Regions from separate parts of the Homo sapiens genome. Here region 2 is linked to region 1. A link is a loop called in an ENCODE intact Hi-C map of the cell type or tissue named here. Cell type or tissue: K562. All regions are shown on one strand.

Region 1 (5,000 bases):
TCAAAGCAGGCCTCATCTCTGTCCCAGAACCAGGACCCAAATATGGCCTCTTCTTCAGACTCCGGCTTGGCCTCTTCTCTGGCCACAGCCCCCAAACTGGACTTTTCCTCAGCCCAGTACGCGGATCCGCCAATGGCCCCCTCCTCAGTTCCTGGCTCAGATTCACAGATTGCTGAAGCTCCACCCTCCAAACTGGCCTCTTTTTCTGCCCAGAACCAGGACCCAATAATGACTTCCTCCTCAAACCTGGGTTCTTGTTTGACCCTATCACTGTCAACATCTTTCTGGGCCCTGAGTTTCAAGGCAGTATTAGGATCTTCTTTGTCTCTGTGCCTGAATCTACTATTGGCCTCTTCTCCAGGCAAAACCCAGGACTGCTTATAGAACTCATCTTCAGACTCAGATTCAAAACAATCTTCTCTATTTGTCCTGAGCTTGGACCTGATATTTGCCTCCTCCCTGACTCTGGGCCTGAACAAGTTATTGGTATTTTCTCCAACCCAGAAGGAGAATGGGTTGCTGGCCTCATCCTCAGATCCAGACCAGGAATCAACATAGGCTTCTTGCTTGGATCTGGGCCTGGACCTGGGATTAGTCTGATGTTTAGCCCTGTGCCTGGACCTGGTATTGGACTCTTCCCTGGGCCATGATCTGACACTTGTCTCTTCTCCAGTCCAGAAAGAAGACGCTGTAGAGGTCTCATCTGCTGACCAGAACCCAGACTCATTAGAGGCCTCCTCTCTGGCCCTGGGCCTGGAATAGCACCAAGACCCCATATTAGTCTCCTCCCCTGGTCCAAACCAGGGCTGGATTCCTTTCTGACCCTGGGTGCCAGGAAAGGTTTCAGCATCCACATTGACTAGTTCTCTATCCATAGACAGGCCCTTAGATTTAGTAACTGATCCAGACTCAGCAGTGGCCAGTGGCCAAGCAACGGCATTAGTCTGGGACACTCCTTCTGCCTGTGACACTGCTTCAGTCCCAAATTCACTCTGGGCCCATGCCTGGGCCTCATCCTTGGGCCTTGCTCCAGGGATTGCCTTGGCATCAGTTTTAGAACGAGCGCCACCTACTGCCCTGGCATCGGTTTTGGGCCTGGCCCCTGTGATTCCTTGAGCCTCCGTTTTGGGTCTTGCACCACCCATTACTTGGACCTCAGTTTTGGGCCTTGCCCCAGACATTGCTTGGGCCTCAGTTTTGGGCCTTGCCGCAGGCACAGACTTGGTCTCAGTTTTGGGCCTTGCCCCAGTAGTTGCCTGGGTCCTAACCTTGGGTCTGACCACCAGAGGGACATCATTCTCTCTCTCAGGCCCAGCGATAACCTCTTCCCCAGCCTTCTTTTCAGGCTTGGCCTGGGCACTAGGCTCAATCTCTGCCCCAGTCATGGTACAAGTTACAAAGAAAGTCAGGTAATATACTCCTCCCGTAGTCTAAACCTCAACCACAGATCTGTCACAGGTTTGTTTCTTCACACTCTGATCTTTAGGTGATTAAGGATATAAGCTTGGGAATAAGAGTTAGAGTCAATATCCAGTCCAGTAGTCACTCAGCCTCCTTCCCAAACACAGTCTCAGTCAATAATTCAATAATACAGATAGAGTGAGAACAGGTACAACCAAGCTAAAGGAAGACAGATATTTCCTGGATGGGTGCAGACCCGTTGAGGGTGGTTGTCAGCAGCAACTCCACCACCAGCAGAGCAGCCACTGGAGGTGGATCTAGGGAGAGAGAATGAAATGAGGCTTTGAGTCTCTTCCAATTGTATGAGACGTATGCAGTGCGACTGATGTTGAATGCTAGGTGGGACAGCTGGGCTTTGAGAAAGTCTCTCTGGACCGGCTGCCTCCTACAAAACAGGTCCAACAATGGTGGGAAAGTGTGTCGGCAATGGGAGGGGCCAAGAAGCCCCCAGATTGGACCCTAATCACTCCCGGACCCATGCTGGTCTCCACTACCCCGCCCAAAAGTATACCCGCTCTCATACCAACCTTCACTGATGTGGTGCAGTTTCCCCCTCCTTTTCTTGTTCAAGTGGTGTCAAGCCCCACAGCTGACAGAAGGGGGTCCTACAGACAAGTGAACATACAGGAGAGAATGGAGTGTGAGTGCTTGGTAGGTAGGTGGGCACTCTGGCCCCTGTGACAAATATCTGTCTTCCCATTCAAGAGTTCAATGTATCTATGGTTTCCTGTGTCCTAGTCCCTGCTCTCAGGTCTTTTCTGAGTCACAACCCAACCTACACCTATCTCGTGTCTCCTGCAAGAAATAAAAAGGATGCTGGCACTGTGCAAATCCGGCAGAATAGAAGTGGGTCTGCCACTTCTACTACAGGTGGAAGTGGATCTGCCACCTGCCATGCTCTCTCCAACTGTCCCCTGCATTGTCCTCTCCCCCTTCTCACTAACCTCCAGAGCTGTGAGCCAGTCTCCTCCTCCTTGCCTTTCTTGCAGAATTGGCCAGCCTTAAAGTAGGCCTATGGACAAACACATGAAAAAGTAAGACAGTCAGGATATGAGTGGTGGCAGAAGAGCACTTGGTAGACAGGCCAACGCCAAGGATAAGAGTCCCCATATTATTGGTATCTGTCTTTCAACATTCGGGGTTTTGCTGGTGGAATATTCTCGTTTTATTTGGGCCCTGCTTCAAGGTTCCAGAGATAACAACTCCTTCTCTTGACGTCATATTCTTCCCATTACTCCCTTCTCCAATTCTGAGGATTCACCACTAGGTGCGCCACATCCCCTTGCTCTGCGCAGCATAAAATGGGGGAAGGGCGCCGCATATTCTAGAAAACAGGTTGTGAATTAGTACTTGTCAGTATGTCTCCCTCATCACCCCCACCTCCAAAGCCCACCCTTTCATGCCCCCAGTTTAGGACGGTGGGGGAGACAGGTGGGGATGGAAGGTGGGGGGAGCGCCATTAGAGAGGTGAAGATTAGGAGGTGCTCCTGGATGCCTGACTTGCTCTGGTCACAGTCCCCTACCCCGATTCGGGTCCCCAATCAGTGTTTAGCGCCCAACCCCCATCCCCACACACCTCCAGAAATCCAGGCAATATTCGTGCTCCTTTATTTCAAGCCTCTCCTCTACAGACGCTCACTGTGTCCTGTCAGAATACGCCAGACCTACCGCACAGACACAAGACTTTGACATCAACCTGGAGCCTGTGGGAAGGGAAGGCACCGAGGACATGGGGCCCCACAGGCCCCTTTCGGGAATCGGGACCCGGAGTAGCAAACGCGGCTCACCTCCGGCGGACTGGGTACAGAGCCGGGACGCCGACCCCCGCCGGCCTCGCCGGGCGCCCCCCAACGGCCTTCCCGGGCGCCCCCACAGCGGCTCCCGCTCCGCCATTTCTCCCGCAGGAGCCTCCCCCACAGCCCTCTCCGGGCACAGACACCGTCGAGGGCGGGGCGCGGGCGCCTGCAAAGCTGGCTGGGAAGCGGTCAGCGCGGTTCTCCTCCAAACGATCTGGCGGTGCCTCCCGAGCCAGCCCCTCAGCCCTTGGCCAGGCCCGCTCCGGTCACCGCCTCCCCATCGCCAGGGGTCTCGGGCACTGCGCACCTCTCTCAAGCGCCTGGCTCCGACCGGATCGTCTCCTCGTTGCCAGGCTGTCAGGGTCCGCGGGGCAGGCTGCCTGCTGGTCCACCCTGCCAGACCACCCCCGCAACCCGGACCCCCACCTCATGCACCCGCACTTGCCTTCAGAGGCCCAGGGCCCAGGTCGTCGGCCTCCCCCTCCTCTCCTCAGCTCTCCTCTGGCTCACTTGGAGCCACTGCTTTCCCCGCGATCCGAACGGGAAAGACGCGTCCCGCCCCCCACGCCTCTGCACCAAAGTAGGCAGGGGCTGCGCAGGATGCGGCAAGAACCGCTCGCCGCGAGGGTGTCGGGAAGGGGGGCGGAGGGATACGGCGCGAAAGTGCTTGACGCCCCCATCCCAGGCCCACCGTAGTTCCGACCCCGAGGTGGGCAGGGCCAGGATGAGCCCCAGCCTGGGCGTGCGGGTTGGCACCAGGCTGCCTCAGGAGGCCCCCACGGACCCTAACGTGGCGACCACTACCATATTTCTGTCGCTGCTGTAATATATGGGACCAGCGGGCGGCTGGGGGCCCGGGCAGGGGACAGGATCGCGAGGTCGGGAAGAGCCGCGCTGGAGAGAACAGCGGATGGATACCAAACCGCCCCGTGATGTGTCTGCACCCCCGCCCCAACCGCCCCCCTCACAGGGACTGCTGGGTGTCTGCCCCCTCCCTCTCCCCAGTCCCCTAACCCTCCTTTCTGGAAGCTGATGGGAAAGGGGGTGTCAGCACTGCAGTGTGGGAGGGGAGAGGCGATTTCAGGCCATACAGGCCCGGGGCTCTAGGGTGGTCCTCTTGTGCGTTTCTTTCCCAGCTTCGTGGAGCCACGCAGGGGAGGAAGGTACACCTGCTCTTAAGTGAACTCCGGGGCAGGGGGCTCCCATCAAGGACTCACCACTGCCCCTCTTCTAAAAGAAGGTAGACCTAGACCTCTAACCCTAGGAAACCAACCACTGGTCTGCACCAAACTCATTCCTTTCTGCCACACTGCTCTTTCTCATTTCAAATGGTGGCTCACGTTGGCATTGCGCCGTCGCCACAGTTGCCCCCAGAAGAGGACCTTTCCCTGTCAGGACCCGCAGGAGGTCATAACAGTCCTCTCTCTTTGATGCCGCCAGGTAGGGATGGTCCTGGCTCCTCTTCGGTTCCCTGTCAAGTCTTCTCTTGCCATGACATTTGGCAGTGTGGAAATGTGGCTGGTATTCGAACCAGCTTGGATCTCAGCCACCTGCCACAACTACCTGCTGTTTCAGCAGTCATTCTCAGGAGAGGATCCCACCGTGCACCCCCCTCCCCGAGACAAAGCAACCTGGCTCCTTTTGAATCCTCTTCTTTCACCCCAACATCCGTCCTCTACTCTTGAGCCCCTCCTTTCCCTGCTTCCTGCATGGGACAGACAGAGCAATGTGGTTAAATACGAA
Region 2 (5,000 bases), 150 kb before region 1:
GAAAACTGGCAAATAACCCTCATAAGGTTTTGAGTGTACCTCAGATATTGTTCTTTGTCATCATTGCTATAATTGTTTGACCTAATTGCTGTCTATAAATTAAAAAGCAGATTATTGTCTTCTCAGACCGTTTTCATGTTTCTCTTTTCTTTCATTAATTTCAACAAATACTGAATGTCTATTGTGTGTAAGACAATGTCTAAAACAAAATAAAAATCCGTGTACATATGAAAAAAAAATATGGTACTGACCTGGTCTTCTGTTGTACCACAGTAATGACCAAACGTTTTCATACAAAAGAATTGATGCATATGTTTTACATAAAAATGAATGCATATAGGGCCGGGTGTGGTGGCTGACGCCTGTAATCCCAGCACTGTAGAAGGCCGAGGCAGGCGGATTACGAGCTCAAGAGATGGAGACCATCCTGGCCAACATGGTGAAACCTCGACTATACTAAAAATACAAAAAATTAGCTGGGCGTGGTGGTGCGTGCCTACAGTCCTAGCTACTCAGGAGGCTGAGGCAGGAGAATCGCTTGAACCCAGGAGGCGGAGGTTGCAGTGAGCTGAGATCACACCATTGCATTCCAGCCTGGCAACAGGCGATACTCCGTCTCAAAAAAAAAAAAAAAAAAAGAATGCGTATAAAGAGTGCCTGTGTCCTAGCCCTTCTGCCTCTGTCCTGTAAGTCCAAGCAATGATCATTCCTCTTCCCCCTTTCCCTCATCGCTACATCAGGATGTGCTTGTGTACAAAATTTGATTGCATCTGATCACTTCCACGTCTTCCAATTGTGGCAATGGCATGACAGCAGGTCCATGACGGAGTCCAGGACCCACCCTATGTGATAGGATGTCAGCATTAACTAATTTCTTCAGTCCTCTGTGGCCGACCTCACATGCCTCCCCTTGGGGAGTTTAAATGGCACAACTCTATGTGTGCCACTATGTCAATACATATCAAAGGGTACACACCACTTACATAAACAATTTCCCTTGTAGAAATTCATCTTCAGAATGTAGTGAAGAATGTTGATAAGCATCTGGTTATAAGGACTGCCATCCTGATAATTCTCTTTTGTCACTTCTGAGCCTGAATTTGGGAAGAGAAACCAAATGAGACACAAACCCACAAAAGGGCAGAGGGAAATGTGGTTGTCAGCATACACACACACACACACACACACACACACTCACTCACACAAACTGAGACATTTATCATGTTGTGTTATATTTCTCCTAAGACAGCTTGCTGGACTCAAGGAAGACACATTCAACTCACTAGCGCAAATAGCCACAGGAATTGTGCCTGTAACTGTGCCCTTCAGCAGTGCACAGACTCTGAAAAGATGCCATCCACACAGTGTAGATAATAGGAAATATCAGGACAGTCTGAATAACAAGAAGTTGTGAAAATTGATTATGTTACATCCATAGGATGGAATTCCAGAAGGCAACAAAAACGAGTTATAATGAAAGTAATGATGAGAGATGACTTCTTGTGTACCAAATTAATGATTCTCATTATTTCTAATGTGTGGAGAACTAGGTACTTTCATACTGTGATATAGGCAATATAAATTAGTAATAGTATTTTGAATTGATTATTAATATAAAATGTTATAGTTCAAAGGGTTTTAAAATGAAACTTTTAGGAACTTACTATAAATAAATGCTTACAAACATATTTGCATATACACGAGCATGGCGTTAAGTACATTATTTTCGGTCATAGAAATGGTAAGGGAACTAAATTTTCATTGCTATAATACTAGTGAAATAAATTTGAGGGTATCCACACAATGAAATACATAGTCCAAAAAAAAAAAGTGAGATTTTGTGTTTAAGTATTTTAAGATGTTATCACAGACGTATATTTCCATGAAAAGATGGTTATAATAAGGGCAAACTTGGGTTACAAAGATAATAAAAGATCTGCATCCATTTTAGCTTACCCAGGTCTCCAGCTATTTATCCATATGTCTCAAAGCATTTAAAATATATATTTATTATTCTGACATAGTTTTCTCTTCCACATAGTAAAAGGCTCCATTTTTTTAATGGAGGCTGTCAGTATTCCTACACACTGGGAATGCCCAATTTTCCACTCAGACTTCTAGAAAACTCTGTAGGGCGGGGCTTGGGCCACAACTCCTCCCTCCCACTTTCCTACTGTGATGTTCAAGCTGCATGCAGTTCAGGCTTCAGTCACGAGGGGGCACCACCGTACCACCATTGTCAAACTTCTCCACAGACGTGTTTGCATGGAGCAAAAAAAAAATACCTCACTTAAAACCCAGGGTATGAATTTACATATAGAATGACTCTAATTCTGTCAGAATAAAATTGATAAGTGTAAAAGAAGACAGTAAAATCCTCTACTCTGGGGCATCCATAAGATGAAACATGAGATACCTCTGGTGCACACTGGCAGCCCGTGGCAGGCAGAATTATTGTAATTTGGTATATTTTTGAAAGTTTAGTGACTATGTATATTGCATTTTATGTGAATTATCTGTTCATATCTTTTGATGATTTCTCTACTCATTATTAAGACTTCTTCCATATCAAGGATATTATGTATTAACCATTCGAAATACTAAATATAGATAGCAAATAAACATATGAACTAGTGAAAGACTATACAATTTCTGTGTTTAAAAGCAATACAACAGAATTGAACACAAATGAGCAAAGACATCAATCATATCAATAACAATAAATTGGCTTAACTCATCTATTAAAAGTATTTCAGATTGCCTATTGAAGAAAAATCCAAAGCTGTGCTTTTCCAAGTGATACACGTAAAACAAACGTATTCATATAGGTTAAAAATGTAAGGATAAATATATACTAGGCAGTTGACAATATAAAGAAAGTAAGGGTTACAATCTTGATAATTAAAAGAAAAAAACTGAGACCAAAATGGATTTAAAGAGACAAAAAAACACAGTTGATAAAGTCAAAGGCTACAATTCACAAGGAAGATGGGAGCTACTCATATATGCAGTCATGTGGTAAAAATATTGATAGAGCAAAAACTACAGTAGTGCAAAGAGAAGTAGGAAGAAGCACACCATTTAATAATAGAAATTCTACCACATTTCCTATAATCCAAAAACGTTCAGGTGGAGAAAAATTTAACAACTGTAGAGAAGACTTAAGCAACATAATTCCAAGGGTAGATCTTACAGATACACTTATTCTAAATTGTGAAGCCTAATATTAGGCAACACACCTACTTTTCATATAAACATGGATCATTCATGAAAATTGACTCTATCTGAGGCTATTAAACAAAACTTGCACCCAAATGGAAATAGATTAAAGTTGCAGAATTTGGTGCATATAATCATAATGAAAACAGAGGATGTACGAATTTAGCTAGAGTTGCTATCAGAGGCTATTTTAAAGCATTAAATACCTATATCAATAAAAATGAAAATGAGTTAAACATTCAATTCAGAAAGCCTGATAAAGAACCACAATGTAAACTAAAAGAATGCAGACAAAAAGAATACTTAATGGTAAAATTAGAAGTGAATATGTAAAGAAATAACATCTCAGCACAGTTGGGATGAGAAGGAAGCAAACATTGGTGCTGTGAATAATGTGTCAAAAACTGTGCTGGGATCTGGAGGAGGGTTTCCTCTTGAACTCCTCACAATGCTCTCTTGAGTATAAGAATCAAGTTTGTGTGTGTGTGTGTACATATAGACATATAATGTTAAATTAGCTAGTTGGAGGACAAGAACACCTATAGTATTAATGTGTGTGTGTGGTTGTATGAAGACAAATATGCAAAAGAATACTATATTTTGTCTAGGGACGCTCTCATATGTAGTAAAGTAATAAAAAAAAAAGTGGAATAAATACCGCATTCTGGATATTGATTATTTCTAGGAGTGAAGAAAGGGTCATGGAGGAGTAAAGTTTTTCTTAACTTGGATTAATTTTATAGTTCTCTATACTTTTTATCTGAAATATTTCATAAGTAGCAGGGGTTTTAAGGGATATAGTGTTTTTTTCATAAGTATAATCCATACTCAGCAAAGGCTTAATATTGGGCCAAGTAGTGAAGTTAAAAATACCAGTCCCATCATAAACTGGGCGCAGTGGCTCACGCCTGTAATCCCAGCACTTAGGGAGGCCAAGGCAGGTGGATCACTTGAAGCCAGGAGTTCGAGACCACCAGCCTGGCCAATACAGCAAAACCCGTCTGTACTAAAAATACAAAAAAAAAAAAAAAATTAGCTGAGTGGTCAATATGTTACATGTATGCCATTTCCAATCAGATGCATTGTTTAAGAACTGAGGCTGATCAACTGGTAAAGGGTTCAGTGGGAAGCAAATCTGGGGCAAGGCACGGTGGCTCCTGCCTGTGATCACAGAATTTTGGGAGGCCGAGGAGGGAGGATTCCTTGAGCCCAGGAGTTCAAGATGAGCCTGAACAACATAGTGAGGTTCCATCTCTACCAAAAAAAAAATTAAAAATTAGGCAGAAGTGGTGGCACACGGCTGTAGTCCCAGCTACTCAGGATGTCAGGTGTCTCACACCTGTAATCCCATCTACTCGGGAGGCTGAGGCAGGAGAATCAACTGAACCCGGGAGGCAGAAGCTGCTGTGATCCGAGATCACGCCACTGCACTCCAGCCTGCGTAACACAGCAAGACTCTGTGTCAAAAAAAAAAAAATTAATCCTATCATGGTTGAAATTAACATTGGGCTATGTTCTTTGGGATTTATTTTGTGTATACGTGTATGCACATGCACACTGTACATGCATTACATATACAACTCATATAATAATTAAAATACCATATGTATAGTTTAGTACCCTGTATTTTTTGTTATTTTAGTTTTCCTTTTACCTTAAGTACTAACATGTGGATGAGGCATTCTGGTTAAATTACAAGGTAAAAGATATGATACAACTTTGCTTTTTTTTTTTTTTTAAGGTTCTTGCTCTATCACCCAGGCTGTAGTACAGTGGTGTGA

The links. A loop is a pair of places that touch in the nucleus more often than their neighbours do. Peaks named below come from ENCODE experiments on the same cell type or tissue, not always from the same donor. Only the 100,000 strongest peaks of a DNase experiment are listed, where the experiment ranks them.
Region 2: a loop joins it to region 1, with 2.4 times the contacts of the local background. A loop is called at or near these places in 4 of 110 quality-filtered maps.

What each region holds. Positions count from the first base shown.
Region 1 is chrX:102,711,255-102,716,254 of GRCh38, reverse strand. It overlaps ARMCX5-GPRASP2 (ARMCX5-GPRASP2 readthrough), which reads right to left. Exons shown (of 19, transcript NR_146584.3): 5 at 2,406-2,473; 6 at 1,989-2,066. It overlaps GPRASP2 (G protein-coupled receptor associated sorting protein 2), which reads right to left and starts at 3,807. Exons shown (of 5, transcript NM_001004051.4): 1 at 3,703-3,807; 2 at 3,038-3,125; 3 at 2,406-2,473; 4 at 1,989-2,066; 5 at 1-1,718. The coding sequence starts at 1,385. In K562, a CTCF peak has its summit at 2,729; a DNase peak (open chromatin) is centred at 2,684; H3K4me3 peaks cover 601 bases; H3K27me3 peaks cover 153 bases.
Region 2 is chrX:102,861,136-102,866,135 of GRCh38, reverse strand. It overlaps ARMCX5-GPRASP2 (ARMCX5-GPRASP2 readthrough), which reads right to left. Exons shown (of 19, transcript NR_146584.3): 13 at 984-1,094. It overlaps LINC00630 (long intergenic non-protein coding RNA 630), which reads right to left. Exons shown (of 12, transcript NR_146589.1): 4 at 984-1,094. Among named protein-coding and RNA genes, the nearest start is that of RAB40AL, 74 kb to the left of the region's middle. In K562, a CTCF peak has its summit at 2,215 (motif pointing right); a DNase peak (open chromatin) is centred at 2,175.